Regions from separate parts of the Homo sapiens genome. Here region 1 is linked to region 2. The links are chromatin contacts, found by Hi-C or POLR2A ChIA-PET in ENCODE. All regions are on one chromosome and are shown on one strand. Each heading gives the region's core, a stretch centred on a gene start or an enhancer-like site at or near the end of the contact. The rest is flanking DNA. Distances are from core to core; before and after follow the strand shown. Region 1 overlaps LOC107986185 (a long non-coding RNA gene). Region 2 overlaps C1QTNF7-AS1 (C1QTNF7 antisense RNA 1).

What was found. Hi-C counts contacts between places; a loop is a spot of excess contacts on that map. ChIA-PET counts read pairs that join two places held with the same protein, here RNA polymerase II (POLR2A). Pooled maps may share reads with other maps.
Region 1: a loop to region 2 is called in a pooled map, with 6 times the contacts of the local background. The contact joins two enhancer-like sites. A Hi-C loop is called at or near these places in 2 of 50 pooled maps. POLR2A ChIA-PET finds 5 or more read pairs at or near these places in 3 of 52 experiments (AG04450, activated naive CD4-positive, alpha-beta T cell and naive thymus-derived CD4-positive, alpha-beta T cell).

Annotation. Positions count from the first base shown.
Region 1 is chr4:15,448,321-15,453,272 of GRCh38, forward strand. It overlaps LOC107986185 (a long non-coding RNA gene), which reads left to right. Exons shown (of 2, transcript XR_001741392.1): 2 at 1-174. Among named protein-coding and RNA genes, the nearest start is that of CC2D2A, 19 kb to the right of the region's middle. Within about 2 kb of position 3,616, at least 8 of the 41 ENCODE cell types and tissues checked have a DNase peak (open chromatin) inside an H3K27ac peak, as active enhancers do.
Region 2 is chr4:15,300,724-15,305,744 of GRCh38, forward strand. All of the region lies in intron 1 of C1QTNF7-AS1 (C1QTNF7 antisense RNA 1), which reads right to left. Among named protein-coding and RNA genes, the nearest start is that of C1QTNF7-AS1, 120 kb to the right of the region's middle. Within about 2 kb of position 2,853, at least 2 of the 41 ENCODE cell types and tissues checked have a DNase peak (open chromatin) inside an H3K27ac peak, as active enhancers do.

The DNA of each region.
Region 1 (4,952 bases), core at 2,366-4,865, 150 kb after region 2:
TAGGCAGTGAAGCGCCAAAGCCCACTCTCTTAACCACCGTGCTGGCACATTGCTCATATATTTTTTACATTTGTCTATCTGATGGAGAGTTTGTTTGCCCTATTGATTTTTATATCCCAGGACTCTACATGATGACTGCTATAGTATGTGCTCAATAAAATTATGATGAATTAATTAGTGACAAGTTCTTTTCAGTCACAATCTACACATGTGGTCAGAGTCAAATGGGGGAGGTGTCACAACAGGAAAATCCTATTATCATCTTGTACATTAATCAATATTATTTAGATTATAACTGCCAGACTCCAATTCAACATGGTTCAAGTAAAAGGAAACTCACTGAAATAACAAAAATCCCAGAGCCAGACCTGGGTACCCAAACAATGTCACCAGGGTCTTATCTCTCTCCCTCCTACAGAGCAGCTCCCCACATTGCTGGCTTCACTTTCAGGAAGGGTATTGCCTTTATTTATTGCAAAGATGGCCACCAGCAACTCAGGTTTGCATTTTGCAGTCCGAGCAGGGGGAAGAAAATTATCTTTCTCAATAATTCCCATGAAATACCTGGAAATGACAGCCTTTTGATTCTGAATGGTTCTACTTGAATCATGAGCCTATCCCTCAACCAACAATTGGCCAAGGAAATGTGATGTTGCCATTGACCAGGCTTACATCACAACCCAGCACTAGAGCTCAAAGAAAAATCCATCTCATCTAAATCACATGGACAGAGGTGGTAGGAGGAGGAAGAAATTATTTCCCAAAGGAAAATGAAGATTTCAGGTCAAGAAAAAGAGAGATTAATTAATTGGCAGACAAAATTAACTAGAGATTTCCTAAGCTGTTTTCATATAAAATCAAAACCACATTTATTTTGTCTGCATGATGCAAAATAAACGTGTTGCTAGAATGATTTTTCCCTGAAATAATCTAATTTTTGATAATATTTGGTCAGAATTGGCTAAATATTTCATACTGTAAAAGCCTGGCATCTGTGATGATCTCATCCTACAGGCTGTCATAATGCTGATCTCCAATGGCCACTTTTAATGAAAGAATAAATTATTTCCAACTGAAATACTTCTTCTTCCCCTCAAACTCTCTGATTTTTGACATCAATACCCTAGAATAGGCAATAACATATGCAACTATTTTAGATAATGATAAAAAGAAGAGGAAGAGCATCCTTGGAGATAAGTCTCTATGGTATCAAAAAGAGCCAGTTTGAGGTTGCATAGAAAAGAGAACACTTACACACTGTTGATGGGAGTGTAAATTAGTTCAACCACTATGGAAAGCAGTACAGCAATTCCCCAAAGAGCTAAAAATAAAACTACCATTCAACCCAGCAATCCCATTACTGGGTATATACCCAGGGGAATATAAATTATTCTACCATAAAGACACATGCATGCAAATGTTCATTGCAGCACTATTCACAACAGCAAAGAAATGGAATCAATCTAAATGCCCATCAATGACAGAATCCATGGTACATATACACTGTGGAATACTATGCAGTTATAAAAAAGAATAAGATCATGTATTTTGCAGGAACATGGATGGAGCCAGAAGCTATTATCCTCAGCAAACTAACATGGAACAGAAAACCAAATACCACACATTCTCACTTATAAGTGGGAGCTAAATGATGAGAACTCATGAACACAAAAAAGGGAAGAACAGACACTGGGGTCTACTTGAGGGTGGAAGGTGAGAGGAGGGAGAGGATCAGAAAAGATAATTATTGGGTACTGGGCTTAATACATAGGTGATGAAATAATCTGTACAACAGACCCCCGTGACACGAGGTTACCTATGTAACAAACCTTTACATGTATCCCCCAACCTAAAATAAAAGCATTTAAAAAAAAAAAAAAAAGGAGCCCGTAAATCCAATTCATTCCTCAGCCAACACATAATGACAGCCCTGAAAGGAGAGATTAAAAAGCTACTCTCAGTTGTTAACTACATTGCTGACCTCATGTTTTCCTTCTTGTTTCCTTGAGAGATCACCAGTCAGTGTCTCATGATACCAGCAGTTACCATTTACTGTGTGCCTAGTAAATGGCACCATACTGGATCCTTTCAGCATGGTACTTTATTTTATCCTCAGGAAAAGCCCCTGTCAGTGGCGCATTCTTCTAACCTCTAGAGAGAATTCAGTACCACTCTCACCTTCTTCCTCTCTTAAAAAAAAAAAAAAAAAAAAAACACCCACACACAGAAAAGAAAAGAAAAGAAAAGAAAAGAAAAGAAAAGAAAAGAAAAGAAAAGAAAAGAAAAGAAAGAAAAGTAGCATTTGTATGGACGTTGGGATGGAAGCTTCCCAAGTTCTGGGATGCCGCTTCAGCATCAGAATGGAGAAGTTCAAAGACTCTCAAGGCCACATACCAAGTTCTCTAGGGGTTCTTCTCTCTCCAGGATGTGCCTATCAGTGTTCAGGCAGAAGGCAGCATAACACTTTCAAAAGGATTTCACTATGGAAGGTCAAATGAAAGAACTGTATTAAAGGTGCAGGTGGGGTGAAAAGAACCATGCAGGGATGCTGAAGTATCCAAGGACTAGCAACAGCAGGAATGCTTCACCATCCCAAATCCTGAAAAGGAGGAGAGGCAGTGGTGGTTGCAAAGTGCAGTGAAGAACTGGAGACTTGGCAGAGGGACCAGCCTACAGGAACTACACCTGCAGAAGAGCTCAGCCACTGCCAGAAGTAGGGAAGAAGCCAGGACTGTGAATCCCCTGACCACCCTCTTCTACCTTTCAGTCTCCTATTTATACCCCTCACTGGTCAAAGCCCATGACTCCAGGTGCCCAGATAGTCTTGGTGATGCAGTGCACAGAGATGAACTTCTTGGGCAAAACTCAGAACAGACAGGGATAGAAGATGGATGGGAGCCAGGAGAGAGGGTAGGAGCAACGGAAATCAACCAGCACAGGGCTCCCCTCCCAGATCTCTTCCTTCTCTAGTCTCTCTAAAACTCCACACAGCTTATGCAATAAAACTGGCTTCCTGTTTTTACTGGTTCCTTGAATGCATACAGCAGAAGGAACATTTTTCCAGAGCTGTGTAATTTATGCACAAGGAACCCTTGAGTCTCAGATGTGGCCCAGCTCCACTTACAAAAAAATTGCATGGGATCTTGGAGTGAAGTCCTTGGACTGATGAACAGAGGGTTTTTGCCACAGTGTCCCTCCTAAGTCCCTCTCCTAAACTTGCAACAGCAACAAACAGCTGGTGGAGATTTAGGAGTTCAAGATTCTAACCTAGTAGCTTTCCAGCTCATCATGAGTTAAATACTCTTCTTACCCCTTTAGAGGTAACAGTACTGAGGCTCAGAGCAATTGAGCAATTTGCCCATGACAAGCCTTAATAAATGTGGGATATTCTAGCTCTGCCCATCCACCTCCAATGCCCATGCCCTGTCATGAGCACACACACATGCACTCCCCTGCCTCTCAAGGCCTCTTCTTTAAGACATGTTTTCACAGCAAGATCATTGCATTATGGAGGAAATGCAATATCCACAATTATCTTCCTTTGATCCTAGCAAACATCATTTTCCTCTGACCTTAGCTGGGAGCTAAGCCTGTCACAATCATGACTGGCTTACTCATGATCAAAATATTCAGTGCGGCCAGAACATGCAGCTCGGCAAACTCTAAGGAGTCCCAAATATAACAACCTACTTTGCTCTGCCCAAGGAACAGAGACTGGCCCCAAAGGATTGATGCTGACCCTCTGCATTTGGTTTAGTTCCACAAAAGGAACCTAGGCAATCTTTTAGCATCATCGTTGTACTATCATGCTTAGAAAAATCCAGGCAGTCTAAATTCCTCTATACACACTACACATTCTTGTCAAGATTAATCCTAACAGAAGCCAGGAGCAAGTAGGACCACACATTCCACAGGCCTTGTGTGTTCCCTAATGTGGTTTGTAGATCAGCCTGAGACATGCCAAATATATTGGGTAACTGAAGACTCTTTTGAAAGAAAAGAAAACATAAAATTTGCAGTGCTGTACCATGGTTTTCAAGAGACTCATTGATCCCTTTTTATTTCTGCTCTGCATCACTGTTTCCTAAATTTGGTAGGAATCTTGCACTTTGAGCCAGATCCTTCTTTTTTTAAGGGCTGTCCTGTGCATCATAGGACATTAGCAGCATCCCTGGCCTCTGCCCACTAGATGCTAGTAGCATCTCCACCCAACCACGTGAGTCATCACAAGCAACAATATCTCCCATCATTGCCAAATGTCTCCTGGGGGGTCAAAATTGAGAACCACTTGTGAACCATATCTGTACAGTCTTGTCATGGTGAGAGAGTCTACACAGCCCCCCAAATCTACTTTTTCCAACTGACCTTTATTTACAGAAATGACCCCATAGCTGCTCCTCATTTCAGGTATGATATCTCTTCCCTTGTGAGAATCCCAAGTTAAAGAGACTCCATCCTGGAAGGTGTACAGGAAGAGCAAGAAACTGTGCCCTCATCCAAATTCTCTTTTACTATAGCCAGGATTTTTTAAAATGTTTTCTAAGATACAAAAATCACCAAGTCTCCTATTTCTAAGAATTTACTCCAAGAAAATAATTAATAATGTGTGCAAAGGTTTAATTGCAGAAAGAGCCCTGCAGCAAAGCTTGCAATATGGAAAATTGAGAAATAGCCTCAACATGGGTGAAATGAGCTGTGATACACTCATCCAATGAAACAGAGTCATAAAAAATGATGAGGATGCCCCACCAGGCACAAGAGCTTGCACCTGTAGTTCCAGCTGCTGGGGAGGACTGCTTGAGCTCAGGAGTTGAGGCCAGTCTGGGCAACATAGGGAAACCCTGTCTTTAAAAAAAAGAGGATGGAAATGTATTGGCACCATAAGATATTCACAAAATATTAACTAAACAAAGTAGATGACTGAGGAATATTTTCAGTACTCATTTCATTTT
Region 2 (5,021 bases), core at 1,603-4,102:
CTGCCTAGTTCAGGTCAAAGGAAGTTGAATCTTAAAGTTTCAAATCTGGATGTGGAGTTAATTGCCCACAAGAGATCAATGTAGCTCCAAAGTCAGAGCCAAATCCCTTAGATTTGTTTGTGACACAAAAACACAGAGGTGAGGATGGAAGGTTTGTCCCTAGGGTGTCATCATCCCTTGCCACCTGCATTTGATGTGAAATTTGACATGAAATAGAGACCTATCTTGGCAGAGCTAGTCTCGAGTGGTCCAAAGTAGAGCTAGACCATACCCTCCACTCTGCTTCTCAGAAGAACAAAATTAGCACAGCTAGGACACACAGTATGAGGAAGGTCAGCACATTCTGCACCTAAGAAATCAGCAGATTTTAAATTTCTGGCAGCCTCTCTCCAAGCCCAGGAGAATCATAAGAACAGACTACAACACTGAAATCTATTACATTTTGCAGACATCCACTGTCGGTGTAAAGTCTGCTGTTCAACAAAGCTTAGGATATCTTTGAAAAGAGAAAGCAAACATTTTCTGCAACAAATTATCCCAGGAAACAAGACAACGCCCAGACTCCTAGCCTCTGCACCTTTAAACTAGAAGTTATGTGTATCTGGAAATATTTTACATCTCCCCACTTTGGGCAAGGCAATCAAGGATGCCAATGAAGATGCAAGCCTGTGTCCTCCACAGGCTTACAGGATAAATTCAAGAAAACATGAAGAGGAAGATGAAAAAAGGACCAAAAGAATGCCCTGCTGCTGGTCTTTTTCTCAGCTTTAATTACGCCCCTGCTTTATATAAAAAGATACTATGATTTTGCATCTACACAATAATTTTGTTTAGTTTGTTTGAGCGTGGATCTGTACATCTCCCTGCTTCTTTGGTAAATTCAGCTGCAGGGTGTGAGGTAACCCAGGAAAATGGAAAGGTAGCAACTGCATCCATTGGCGTTAGCTCTGTACAGATGAAAACCATCAGTCCCTATCACATATAAATTTTAAAGAAAACTTTAGGATGTATACAGTGTTTACCCAAAGGCTAGTCTCTATCATGGCAAACTTTGCTAACTTCTCATCCACCACCTAATTTGTAAATGTTGGGATGACCCTACACTCAGTCCTGGGTGCTCTTTTCTACTTTCTTTACCTTCTTTCTGCAGGTAAAATTATCCATCTCCATGCCTTCAACAGCTACCTGCATTGCATTTCCATATTAGCCACTGAGGGTTAGGATACGCTGCAATAACAAACAATCCCCCCAAACCACAGGGGCTTATCGCAACAAAGGCTTATTTTTCACACAAATTGTGCTGGGTGTCTGAATGGCTCTCTGAGTCAGCTATCCTCTATGGGATGGTTCAACATTTCTCTTCTGTGTCAGAATGAGCTTCCATCATTGCTGTGATAGGAGAAAACTAGCTGGTTGAACCTCACATGGGGAATTAATTGATTTGCCTGGAAGCAACATGCATCACTTCCAATCACATGTGACTGTCCAAATCAAATCACAGGGCTCTACGTCATGCCTACCTTATCATCCTCACATCAGTCATCTGTTTCTGACTCCTCCCAAAGGGTCCTTTCCCACCCTGGGGATGTCCCAAAGCTGGGTTGACTGTTGCTGTAATTGACCCCAGTGATTCAAAAGTCCCCATTCTGCCTCCCTCGGTCCCTTGTTACATTGATTTTGAACTTTGCCACATGATTTGCTTTGGCTGCAGAACAATAGAACATGGGATACAAGCAGATACCTGCTCACTGGGGCTTACTGGCTCTTGCTGCTCTTCGGAACCCTGACTAAACCATGAGAACAAGCATAGTAGAGGATGAGACAATGCAAAGAGAGATAAGGCATCCCATTTGGGGACCTTTACACTAAGTGTCCTGTCAACCTCTAGGCATAAATGGAGCCACCCTACACCCCCCACTGCCAGCAAAATGCCAGCTGACCATGGAGATTGGCCAAGATATCCTTGAGCAGAAAACCATTCAGCTAACCCTAAGAACTGTGAGAAATAATCTATGTTTGTCATTTATAGGTGTTTTGTTACTCAGCAAAAGCTAACCAATTGCATACTAACAGTTCTGTTGAGACGTTTTTCTTCTCTTAGCTCTTTACCCCATTGTCTTCCTTTTTATCCTTCAGGCTTTGGGTGAAATGTCAGTATTTTTAGACTCTACTTGTGAGAGCTTGCTTTTCACAAAATCCTCAGCAATTATACTTGGCTTATAGCTTCTGAATATGTTGGAGCTCTCACATGGTGTTCATTAAAACCTTCACGTTGGTCTGTGTGACGATATCTATTATACTCATCGTACTGTTTACCTCCATTCCTTTTATGTAATAAATTCCCTGTCATTCCTAGATTTTTACATTATGGCTTTACATTTTGCCATGTCAGCAAATCTTCCTAAGATATTCAATTTGATTTAGTAAAAATTACTGAGTATCTACCACATGACAGGCTAGGCACTGAGTATTTACAGATGAGCAAACCACAGTTCCTGTACTTGACAATCTACAGTCATAGAGCAAACAAGTGAGTAAGTGGAATGCAGAAAACAGGATGCTTATAATAGCAGAAGCATGAAGCAGTGACCTAGCAGAGAGACAGGAGAGACTCGGGTGAGGGAAGGGGAAAGCAAAGCAGGATCCATTGAACAAGGCTTCCCAGAGGAAGGACAGAGCTGCATTTTAAAGGATGACGGATTCACAAAGCAGGGAGAGGGCATTCCAGGCTGAGGAAAAAAGCATAAGTAAATCAAAGAAGCAAAGAACACAGGGATTGGATAACAAGGTCAAGGGTAGACCACAGGCAGTTGTGTGTTACTGGCAGGGAACATGGAATAGGGAGTGGTAAGGAATGAGACAGGCTGAGGAGGCAGGGGGCCAGGGGATAGCAGACAGTGCAGCCATCTTAGGCAACCCAGATGCTTCTCCTATCCTTTTCCATCTCTTTTTATTGGCCTTAAAACGGTGGGTCATCAGTATCTCACCCATCTCCACTCAACCTCTCCACCTTCTGACATGAAGGTTATCCAGGCTGACTTTAGGATAACAATTTCCTGCTTCCTGAAGCTGTTCTTTCTCTTTCTTCTTAACTGCACCAGCTGCCCTTCCCTATCCTACCCACCCCCTCACCAGCATATCCCACATAGACACAATGTTTTCTCTTCCATTACTGATTTCATCAATGACTCTCCTTTTCCTCTTCTCCCCTTATTGCAGGCCATATCACACACTGAATGACTTCCAGAGGAGAGAAGACATTCCAGGCAGAGGCCAACATGTGACCAAAAGCGAAAACCACTGACAAGGGCAGGAAGGAGGTTGGAGCCAGAGGTGATCCCAACAGAAATTTATTATCTGGGCTTGAGTCAAAGGTTTATATCCAGGGAGTAGTGGGTGTTTGGTGAGTCGTGAGTAGGAAAAGGAGGCAGCAGGTAGGCATGGTGGGTCTTGTATAACAGGCTGAGGAGTTTATATTTCTAACCTGAAAGCAAGAGGGAGCCCCTGCAGACTTTTCACCAGATGATTCTGTGCTATACTGAGCAACCTGGAGACGGGCCATACATCGCACTAACATAAACTGCATTACCCCAGGATACAGAAACTGTTGCCAGGACCTTGTTACCAGAACAAGCACAGGATGAAAGGATCCAGAAAGAACATGCCAGTGCTTTGGGAGTTCTAGGTGGGAAGATCACTTGAGGCCAGGAGTTTGAGACCAGCATGGTCAACAGAGCAAGACTGTCTCTACAAAAATAAAAATAATTATCCAGTTGTGACAGCAGGCACCTGCAGCCGTAGCTACTTGAGAGGGTGAGGCAGGAGGATCGCTGAGCCCAAGAGTTCCAGGTTACGGTGAGCACTGATTGCAACACTGCATCCCAGCCTGGGTGACAGAGCGAGACCCTGTCTCTTAAAAAAAATTTTTAAAAAAGGGAAAGTGTGATTATATAAGAAAGAGTGGTCATGCTCTGATTATGTGTCAACTGTCCTGTGTTCTATGTAAAATAATGTGATAGGCTCTTTATGTATGTTCTCTCATTTAACCTAATTAATCCCCACAATAGCCATGTGAGTTAGAAATTATTATCCCCACTGTTCAGTCAAGAACTGAAGCTCTAAGAGATTTAATGCCTTGAGGAAGTTCACATAGCTGGTGAGTGATGAAACTGACAACCAGGTCCATCCCCAGTGTACAACTCTTGGCTGCGCAGTTACTGTATGGCTGTTGTTCGTAATCAACACCCACACAGTAACAGTAATAGTAATGGGAGAAGCTTAAACTGACAACCTGGCCCTTTAAGGGGCTCCACACAGCCCTAATTTAGTGAAGCTCTTCCTCCCATATCTGTTAAGATACAAATCTGTACTTGGTTAGCATTCCATCTGCAATTTCATGTCAAAATGAATTTTATTCCTGCACACTCTTCTTTTAAATTCCAATCTCTATTTCTATCATTAGTTTTCAGTTTTAAAGTGACCACAGAGACCTCCTTGACCAAAGCCTTCTCTCCCCTTTTGCACTTTGGTTATTATGATTTACTGGTTGGGGCCTCCCTGATGAAGGCAAGTGGACAGACAACCCTCTTTTCTTGAAGGAGTCCATTAAAACCCAGCTATTGAGCCAAATGCAGTTATGTCTCTTCCCTGATACTCTCTCTCCCTCACACCTGCAACCACTTTCCCATTCCATCTGATAAGGTTTGTCCTTCAGGAGTCCTGTGTCTTCTCCCCCATCCATCTCAAAGCAGTCCAGAGCTTTGGCCTCCAGCTTGGATTTCCCCACCCCACTCTAAACAGCTCTCTTACTTTGCTCTACTGACCCAGATCTGTCAATCACTTTACAGCCATGAATATCCAAACCCTCCACTTCTTTCAAGTCCAGCTGTCACTATTTCCTCTCACACCTGGATCTTTATCATTTCTTCTCAATTTCTCCTGGCAACTCATCAACACTTCATATGTTATCACTCAAGGAGTTAGGCAAAACAATGGTCCCCAAGGTGTCCACACTCTAATCC